Linked DNA regions of Mus musculus: region 1 is linked to region 2. A link is a loop called in an ENCODE intact Hi-C map of the cell type or tissue named here. Cell type or tissue: heart. All regions are shown on one strand. Each heading gives the region's core, and the rest is flanking DNA. Links, peaks and the distances in the headings are about the cores only.

Region 1 (5,388 bases), core at 239-5,238, 52 kb before region 2:
AAGCACGATATTCTGACCTCTTTTAATGAACTTATCATGTTATAATGGGCTTTCTGTGTTTACCCCAACATTAGTGGATGTTCTCCCTCAGGGCGTGCCTTAGTATTCCTTGTTCTTCACCCATGCCTTGCACAATATTTTGAACACAAGTGACTCAGCTACCATCAGTTTATTAATAACACAGTGCATTCTGCTGGCTCCAAGAAACCAAACAAGTCTGATGTCTTAGAGCCCAAATTGTATATTCACAGCAAATTTCTAGTTATTTGGATATTAATTAAAGATAACTCAAAATGAACAATCAAAAGAGATCAAGCCACCTATTTTTTGAACGGACATGGCTTAAGATCCCTCTTCAGCTCTTAGAAGTCATCCTCAACCATTGAAGGCATCACTTTCAGACTCGTGATCTCAAGAAGAGCTGCATCTCTGCAAATATGTTGGATTTACTCGCTACTATGTTTCCATATAACAATACACAGAATGTATAGCCTTGAAGCTTTTTCCAAAAACACTAGGAAATACACACACACACAAGTTAAAAAAAAAAAAAACTCCACACATTCATTTTTAATTTACATCTAATACTGCAGTATGTCTAAAACAGAATACTCCATACATAATTGTGATTTCTCAATTTAAAAAAAAATCATAAAGATTGTGATTCATCCAACCTCCCCAAGTTCAAGGGCAAGTGTCCTCTAGTAACCCAATCCCACTCAGCTGCTCTTAAAGGGAGGTTATTGTTTAGGGATGTTTATTTGGATTGCAGTAAAGGAGAAGACTGCTTCACATTAAAATAGAATGTTTATGGTTTACCACAAGTTTGCTGGACTTGCATATTTAATGCCTTGTAATTTTAGGAGAAGAAAAGAAATGAAACAACGTAATCTCAGATTTAATAAGAATAAGGAGCATTTCTGGAGATGTCTCTTTGTCATCTACGCTCCAAAGCAGACATGCCTGGTGACTTCCCTATCAACCCTAAAAAGGAAATGTTGAGCCCAGGCTCTGAGGAACACCATCTTTCTTTATATGTGTTTACCTTGTTAAAATAGGACAAATTCTCTGCTCAATCTTCCTTTAGACTAAAGCCTGATACAGCCAGACTGCATACCACTTCATTAATACCCTCTCTCTCTCTCTTTCTCTCTCATGTGTGTATGTGTGTATATGTGCAAGTGTGCATGCATATATGCATGTTTTTGAACTCTGTTATCCTAAAAAAATGCTTATAAATTTTCTTCCAGTTCTCCCATGAAATTTCTTTTAAAATATTTTTTATACTACTCAAAGATCCAGCGTGTTTAGAGCAATTAACTTAAGAGAAATCTTAAGAGTCACTGGTCCTCAACATTTCTTCAGTGTTTTTTTTTTTGTTTGTTTGTTTTGTTTTTTTGTTTGTTTGTTTTTTTTTCCTTTTGTTATAAATGGCAACTAGAACAACAAAAAACAATTTACAAACGAACAGGTTGTGACTGAAGCAACACTATATCTTGTAGAAACTGTTCCTCTCAAATATTTGTAAAGCCATTTTTCCACTAAAAAGAGTTGTTTAAGTTCCGAAATGTCTCACCAAAAGTAATCTGTCTGGCCCCAAAACAATCTTTCTTTATTTACTTAGCTATTTCATCCAGGTTAACTTTTGTATAAACATACTTATACTGTTGTTAGGTGTTTCAGAGTTAAAACTTAACACGTATGTATGAAGTGAATCTGTAAATCCCTCATTTTAAGGTGAATTTAAAACTTCAGTAACAATAGGAATAATTAAAATACAAGCAATAAAAATACATTTGTCCACAAACAAGAACTACAATAAAACCTATGTTTCTTTTGGAGAGGTCTGCTAAAATAAGCAGCTGCAGGAAGAAAAAGCCACAGGCACAGAGATCACTGGAGTCACACACTGGGGCACACGTAACCAGTGGTCCTCTGCTTACTCTGCTTTAAGTTAAAATGAGAATCAACCCCCACCCTCACCTCATAGTGAATGCACCTCATAAGAAAGGTTAATTTGCATCGAAAATATTGACAGAAACATTTATAACCAAAGAGCTCTGCAGCTGTATTATCTCAGATCTTTAACATCATAAATATTTCCTGTGTTCCTTTTCACCTTTCTGGTAATAATTCCTATTCATTTCTGGTGTTGCAGAAGTAGGCATTATATTTCTACAGCCAGAGACTTGTCTTGCTGATGTTTTAAAGATTGTGAAGTATGCAAGAACACAGCACGAGAAGAAACCCTTAAATACCTAATTTAGGCACAAGCAATATGCTAGTTACGAATGCTTTTCTGCTGACAGTTTATAAAGAGCAAAGCATTTCATCAGTACAAACACAAAACTACCAATATAGACAAGTCATGGTGTTAGGTTACAAGTTTTTAATAAGCATATTTGCAAGAACAGAAGCAAGAGCACAAAACCAATGCATTCAAACAGTTTTGCCTTTTTGTTTGTTTGTTTTACCGAGTACTTAACTTCTGTTTTCAAGCAATTCATTTCTAACGTTGTCTAAAGATTACTAAAAGTTTAGCACAGCTTCCTTCTCGTTCCTTTTTCTCACCAGATATTTTCTTCTGCCCTCCACTTGACAGAAGCTTTATTAGCCTGTAGCAGAGTTCAGGACAATTATTGAAAGCCATACCTTTTAATCCGGGTATTTGCCACAGGAGCCCTCAAAGCTGCGATGTAATTAACACTAACTATGCAGCCCAGGCAAAAGGGTTTGCAGGTGTGGAAAGAAGGAGGAGGGGGTGGTGCTGCCCTGTGACTGTCACTGGGTTGAAAACCTCCTGCTTCTACTCCATAGCACAGTTAAGAACTAAGGTTTCACTGCGTGAGCGCATCCAGCTGACACCCACATTAGATCATATGGTAATGATACGTCTCTTGTATTGTAGCCAGAAACTTTATCGGCCCCCTTCTCCCTCCCCCTCCACATTTGCTTTATCCCTTTGCATCCGCCCAGCATTCCAAACTGCTTTTGTAGTCTAGTGGAGCAACTTGATTTGAAATTTGTCTTTTTTTTTTTTTTCTAAAAGATTGTAACTGAAGAATTTGTCTCCCCACCCCCAACCCCATTCCAGTCTCCACCCTTTCCAGTCTTGTTTGTAAGTAGTATTTATTATCCTTCTGAAATGACTTTTTTCCCCCTTGCTTTGGAGATGTGTGGGTCTGGAAAATGGAATGGCATTAATCCTAAAGCTTTTTTAAATGTGGTCTGCAGAGAAGACTAATTAGACTTCCATAGAATTACTCCTGGGCTCTGAAGTTCAAGTGCTCTGGAGTTCTCTGTGCATTTTGAATGCATTTCTATGGTGTTCTGGGACAAAGCCAGAATTTAATCTGGAAAATATGTTGTTTATTATTTTCATTACCTACGGCTTCAAAAACTTCCTTACTGTCTATTCTTTGCTGCTGTTGTTGAATAAAACACATAGAAACTAGACACTGATTACAATAAGATTTAGTTTGTAAGTAAAGAAAAAAATAATAATTTTTATAGATGGGTCCCTTATGTAATTAGGACTTTCTGTGGCTCTTTTTAAATTTCAGTAAATAGGCAGGGGGAGGAGAAGAAAGTGCAAATTGAGTAACATGTTTATTCAGGCAGTGAAGAAAGTTTTTGGAGATTTTATAATTCCATCTCTGGATGCTGTGGGTTGCTCTGTTTGCCTTCCCAGGTTCTGACTCGCATTTTTCTGCTCAGGCCTCCAGGCTCTGATCAGGTGGGGACTTGAAGCCACCATCTATGAAAAAGGAGGAGATTCCCCCTATCCTTCCTTTACCCACCTAAGTGCATGCTTTGACAGGAAATATTTTTTTATTTTTATGGAGCTGGAAGGAATTAAATTCTTGAGAGGGAATCTGAGGGAGGGGGAGGATGTAGCTAGACTTATTTTGACTTCTTTCCCAAGTCTAACTGCCTGTCTTTTAACCTCTCCCTCCACACACTCCATTCTTGCAGAGTCGAAGCATGCTGAGTGATTCTGTTGAGTCCAAGTGTTCGCTGACATTGGTGTAAGGAACATGCCCTTTCTTCTGGCACTAATTGACTTTCTCCTCTGAATGTTGCTTGTATTTATAAGTTTCTTCTGACATGCGATAACTCCTTGCTCATTGCCTCACTCCCAGAAAACACACATAGTCCCTCTAACACAGTTACTATAGTCATTGTCTTTCTTAATCGATGATTTGTTTCTTAGCAACACTGAACTTCACTCTAGTGAGTCAGGACAAATTGTGGCAGCAGTCATTGCCTAATGTAGAATAAGACAGGAGATGAAAGCAAAGAAATAGGAAAGAAAAGTAGAATAAAGTTGGCAAGAGGAAACAAAAGATGCATATAAATTAGTTTGAATTTTTACTGGTGGGGCTGTTAGGTTTAAAGTTCATATCTGGGTTCTTCCCTTTGATGACAGGTTTAGGAATTAAAGCAACTCCCCTAACCTCCCCAAGCTTCAGTCTCTGCACCTGTGGAATACATAGAAAACGTAACTCAGTGGTTAGTCTTAGATGGAGCTTGAAAGCAGACAATGTATAGAACAAATTTATTTCAACTTACTTTCAGTATAAGTGCGCCATAAATATTACTTTCCATTATTTTCTGGTGTGTTATATAGTTTACAATTGAACTAGCCAAGAAGAGTTGCTCCTCCTGTTTTGAAAATATAAAAATTGAGAACCAGTGACCTCTCCCTGCCCATGAAGCTAAGTAAGACCCAAAGCACAAGGCAGCTCCCAGAGATTCTAATTCTGAATCCAGGTTACATAGCTGTGCTTCATCATAAGGAGAATGAGCACACACACAGGAAGAGTTACTGTTAAATCTCTAAGATACGATGCCTTCTCATTTTCAAAACTGCACACAAGTTCAATACCGGGACCCAAGAGACAGCTTAGAAGACAAAGGTACTTACAGCTCCTAGCCTGTCAATCAGCGTTGAACCTCTGGAAGCCAGGTAAAGGAGGAAGTAAAGAGTCAATGCCTCAACCACATATTACACACACACACACACACACACACACACACACACACACACACTCACACACACACACACACACACACACACACACACACACACACACACTCACACACAGGCACTTTAATCATCATTGTAATCACCCAATATTTAAAAAGTTTTAATAGTTCGTAAACCTTGTTTAAGGATATATAGAGACAAATGCTTTCCCTATGTAATGTTTTTTTTTTAATTTAATGACAACTTTTAAGTTTCTTCACATTTATCAAGCTTCATTTATGAACAGCTGTTATATATAAGTGTTATATCAAGTATATGGTTCTTTTTTTTTCATTTTTTTTTAGGTGCAAAAACATAGGATCATCACACAGTCATATACAGTTAAGTAAAAGCAAAGT
Region 2 (5,388 bases), core at 91-5,090:
GGCTTAGAAACAAATTCTCCTGGCTGCCTAATATTTTTTTAAATTTTTTAATTTTTATTTTTTTTTTAGATATTTTCTTCATTTACATTTCAAATGCTATCCCCTTTCCAGGTTTCCCTCTCTTCTAGAAACACCCTGTCACATCCTCCCTCCCCCTGCTTCTATGAGAGTGTTCCTCCACCCATCCACCCACTCTCCCCTCCCTGCCCTCGATTCCCCTACAATGGGGCATCTATCAAGCCTTCGTAAGACCAAGGACCTCTCCTCCCATTGATGTATGGAATATTTTTCAAATTCTCAAGACACAAAGAAAATGGTTTTATGGCTACAGCTTTCTGGTTATACTAGCAATCGATTTTTAATTGTAATTGTCTGGGTGTACTGTGTATTCTATTTGCTTAAAAAAGACTATGTTTAATCAAAATCATAAAATATAATGCCTTCTATAAATGTGAATTAATTATTTTTATTTATTTGTTTGTTTGTTTGTTTGTTTGTTTGAGACAGGGTTTCTCTGTGTAGCCCTGGCTGTTCTGGAACTCACTCTGTAGACCAGGCGGGCCTCGAACTCAGAAATCTGCCTGACTGCCTCCTGAGTGCTGGGATTAAAAGTGTGAGACACCATGCCTGGCTTGAATTAATTATTTTAAAAATAAATAAGTGCATAGATAATTAACCAAGAAGTGTTAGCAGTATACAAAAGCCTTACTGCCCAAGCTCCGTTTTCCACTGATACCCAGTCTGCATGTGACTTAAGATGAAGTTTTAGAAAAATCAAAATAATTTAAATATTCCAATACCAATCAAGTACCTCTTAACAGCAAAATATTTTTAATTTAAAATATCAATAAAATACAACTTTCGTCATAATTTCTACTGGAGTAAAATTCATGCTAAATGATAGATATATGAAGTTTTGATTTTTACTTAGTCCTATGATCTGCACTTATTTATTTCTGATTTGAGTAATAATAAGACTCAAATAGTTTTTGAGTCTTAAAACTGGACAAACAAAAATTTGCCAGGAGTTGAGAACCTGGAGAAATTGAAAGTTTCAGTTTGTTGTTAGCTTAGGCATAGAAGTCTGTGGAATACTTCTTTCTTTTGGCAAAAACAAAGGGAAAAAGCCATTAGCCTCCCCAGTGTGATTTTTGGTTCCTCCTCCTTCAGGCAAGTCCAGAAACACCAAGTGAGATCAGAATATTTTACTGAGTTCTAACCTTCTGTTTCTCTCCATCCTGGCAATGAAATATGGAAAACACATTTGTTAAGGTTAATTTGAACTTCTTCTGACCCCTTGGAGACATCCTCTTAGTCATAGAAAAAATGGAACCACTACGTTCTTTCTTTTTTATTTATATTTTAAATTTTTATTCAATTTAAATCTCGATTGTTGCCTGCCTGCTCACTCCATCCTTCCCTTCTCCTCTGATGCATCCCCTAGGTATCCCCCACCTTGGCACATAAAGTCTTTGCAGGGCTAGGTGCATCCTCTCCCAGTGAGATAAGGCAACCCAGTTAGGTATTATATTCAACAGCTTTGTGTTAGCCCCCACTTCTATTGTTGGGGGACCCACATAAAAACCAAGCTGCATATCTACTATATATGTGTGGGGGTCTTAGGTCCAGCTTCTGGGTGCTCTTTGGTTGGTGGTTCAGTCTCTGAGAGACCACAAGGTTCCAGGTTAGGTGACTTTGTTGGTCTTCCTGTGACATGTGTAACCCCTTCAGGGACCTCAACCCTTTCCCTAACTCTTCCATAAGAGTCCCCAAGCTCTATCTAATGTTTGGCTGTGGGTCTCTGCATCTGACTGAGTCAGCTGCTGGGTGGAGCCTCTTAGATGACAGCTATGCTAAGCTTCTGTTTGCAAGCATAACAGAGTTATCAGTAATAGTGTCATGGATTGGTGCTTGCCCATGGGATAGATATCCACTAGGGCTGATTATTGCTTAGCCATTCCCTCATTCTCTGCTCCATCCCCTATCCCTGAATTTCTTGTAGACAGGATAAAATTTGGGTCAAAAGTATTTTGGGTGGGTTGGTGTCCCCATCGCTCCACTGGGGTCCCTGCCAGGACACAGAAGGTGATCTCTTCAGGATCCATATCCCTACTGCTGTGAGTCTCAGGTAAGATCACCTCAATTGATTTCATTGATATCATCTCCTATCCCAGATCTCTACCAAGTCCTCAAGATACCCCAGCCCCTACCCCAACCCCACAAGCTGCAGATTTCCATTCATCCTGCTGGCCCTCTGGACATCTCTCCTGTCTCTCCCCACACCCGATCCTAAACCAACTTTTCCATTCCCTTTCCCATCCTCTCTCCTACCTGATCCCTCCCTCCATCTGTCTCCTATGATTATTTTATTTCCCCTCCCAAGTGAGAGTCAAGCATTCTCTATTGGACCTTCCTTCTGGTTTAGCTTCTTTTGATGTCTGGAGTGTAGCATGGTTTTCCTGTGTTTTATGGCTAATATCCACTTATAAGTAAGTATATACTATGAATGTAGTTTTGAGTCTGGAATACCTCACTCAGGATGACATTCTCATTCCATCCACATGCCTGCAAGATTTGTGGTTTCTTTGCTTTTAATAGCTTAATAGTAGTCCATTGTGTAGAGATACCACATTTTCACCATCCAATCTTCAGCTGAGGAACATCTGTTATTTCCAGTGTCGGGTTATTATGAATAAAGCTGCTATGAACATAGTTGAGCAAGTGTCATTGTGAGATGTTGGAGCATCTCTTTTGGTTTATATCCAGGAGTTGTTTAAATGGGCCTTGAGGTAGAATTATTTCCAGTTTTGTGTGGACCTGCCAAATTGATTTACAACGTGTGGCTGTGTAAGTATGCACTCCCACCAGCAATGGAGGAATGTCCTCCTTACTCCAGCAAGTTGTATCACTTGAGTTTTTTTTTTTTTTTTTTTTTTTTAATCTTAGCCACTTTGTCAGGTATAAATGTTATCTCAGGGTCATTTTGATTTGCATTTCCTTGATGATTAAGAACTTTAAACATTTCTTTCAGTGTTTCTCAGCCATGTGAGATTCCTCTGTTGAGAATTCTGTTTAGCACTTTACCCCATTTTTAGTTGGGTTACTTGGGTTGGTGGCATCTAAATTCTTGGAGATATATATATATATATTTCCTCTGTCAGGTATAGGGTTATAAAGACCCTTTCTCAATCTGTAGGCTGTCATTTTGTCCTCGTGACATTGTCCTTTGCTTTACAGAAGCTTTACAGTGTCATGAGTTACCATTTGTCAATTGTTGATCTTAGAACCTAAGCCATTGCTCTTCTCTTCAGGAAGTTGACTACTGTACCAACACTGTGCAGACTGATCAGAATCCATTCTTTTTGTAAACACAGAATTAATGTTTTGTTGAGAACTTGATATGCAGAATGTTTGTCAGACCACATGACATTGCTTTTGTTGCCAGAATGTCACTTTGCTGCCTCCTAACCTATTTCAGCCAAACTTCATTGAAATAGAAAAATACTTGGCTGAAGTATTTTTCTAAAGGTCAGGCTTTTCTGATGTTTATCTTGCTAGCTATCAGCATGATTCATTTACCCTTTGAGGATGATCATGAGAAAGAATTGGAGATTGTTTTGTTTTATGAATGAAAATGAATCTGAAGTGAAATTAGAAGGCAAACTTGTTTTTTCCTCCTTTCATTCTACAAGAAAAGCCAGAGAGTAGAGAGATATCTGCTTACCTACTATATTGCATCTGAAGTATCTCTTCCATGAATTTGAATGTCACACACTGACATGCCCTAAAATGTTCTTTTATTAGTTTTTCTCAGCCATTAAGTGGTTACACAAATTCCTATTATTTTAAACAAATAGATCATACCAAAACAGGTCAAGACTGGATTTTTTTTTCATGTGTTGGAATTTGGTAATGTCTCACCTGGTATTAGTTGGAAATCTAAACTTTAAATTTAGCCATTCTTTTCATTTCATTTTTTTAATATTACTGGGAATGGAAGTCAAGGAGTTTCTCACACTAAGACTAGTGCTGAGCTAAGCCCCTTGCCGTCACTGCTCTCTATTAGAACTACAATAGCCATGTGCAAAACACAATCCCAGAGGCTGCCATCACTTCCAAATTTATAGACTGTGACATGGAAGGGTGAGAAACAATGCATTTCTCTCCTTAGTTGCTTTTTGTCAGTGTTTAATCACTGTACCAGAACTGTAACTAAACCATCCTTACACACTTTTTCATACTAATCTTTCAACTCTTTAGAATACAACATACAAGTTTTATAGTTATATAAATCTTACCCTTCCCTCTCCAACTCCTTCCATTTCTCCCCCATCCCCTATCAAATTAATGGCCTCTTAATCTTTAACTCTTATTGCGTCACGTTTACAAATACAGCCTTGTGGGTTCATTAATGTTGTTCCTATATATGCATGTTGAGGGGTAACCATCTGGGATCAGGTGGATTATCAGGGATCTTTGCCTGATAAAAGACTGATTCTTCCTCTTGGCAGCCATTCATTCATCACATGGAGCTCTTCACCTGGAGGACTGGGCCCTTGTAATATTTTCCCAATCTATGTAAGCATGGGAACTAATGTTACTGTTGTGCAGGTGTTGCTAAGATGGCCATATTGTTGATATTTCTAGGATACAATTTGGCTGCCATACATAAAAGGTATAATGTCACAGCAAAGGACAATGCCCTCTGGCTCTTACAACATTTTTGTTCCTTGTTTCTGAAATGTTCCCTGGGACTAGGATTTTTTTTTATGGGTTTGTGTTTGTCAATCTCTCACCTAGTATTGGTGAGATTTGTGTTTTTGAACTATCAAGTAAGGTACAGCAACTGATGGCTAGTCAGTGTTTATATTTGACCAGTTGTTAATACCTGTAATGGCCTCCACCACTTGCAAAAAGAAACTTCTTTGATGATGGATGTGAGCTACACTTATAGGTGGGTATAAAAATATTAGGATACAAGTAGAAAACACCAGTTTTGGAAAGTGGAAATATTACATTCTCCTCCAGAGTCTATGACCTCACTGAATATATTGTCCAAATCAGAAATATTTCTTCAAATATCTGCCATCTTATTGCCGTGGAGGCTTTCAAGATCCTTTATCCTAACTTTTGTAAGTCATGGAACTTACTTTTGTCAGTTAACTATTACTGCAGGTAGTTGTGTGCTGTCACGTGGTGCAGGGAATCAAATCTGGGTCATAGGCAAGAGCAGCAGTGCTCTTTCTTGCTAATTCTTCTCCCTAGTACCATCGTTTGATTTTGTGCCTGATGAGATGTATTGTTTTTTGTCTTGCCGTAGAATCATTTATCTATGTCCCTGAATTCAATTTGCTTAGGAATTTTGGGTCTATACCATAACTGGTAGTG

Evidence for each region. Peaks named below come from ENCODE experiments on the same cell type or tissue, not always from the same donor. Only the 100,000 strongest peaks of a DNase experiment are listed, where the experiment ranks them.
Region 1: a loop joins it to region 2, with 2.2 times the contacts of the local background. A loop is called at or near these places in 3 of 42 quality-filtered maps.

The regions. Positions count from the first base shown.
Region 1 is chr10:97,477,054-97,482,441 of GRCm38, reverse strand. It overlaps Dcn (decorin), which reads right to left and starts at 2,942. Exons shown (of 8, transcript NM_001190451.2): 1 at 2,653-2,942. In heart, for the core only: no CTCF peak of the experiment used is centred there; a DNase peak (open chromatin) is centred at 2,881; H3K4me3 peaks cover 970 bases.
Region 2 is chr10:97,425,081-97,430,468 of GRCm38, reverse strand. It overlaps Gm34114 (a long non-coding RNA gene), which reads left to right and starts at 1,886. Exons shown (of 4, transcript XR_380718.2): 1 at 1,886-2,128. In heart, for the core only: no CTCF peak of the experiment used is centred there; no DNase peak of the experiment used is centred there.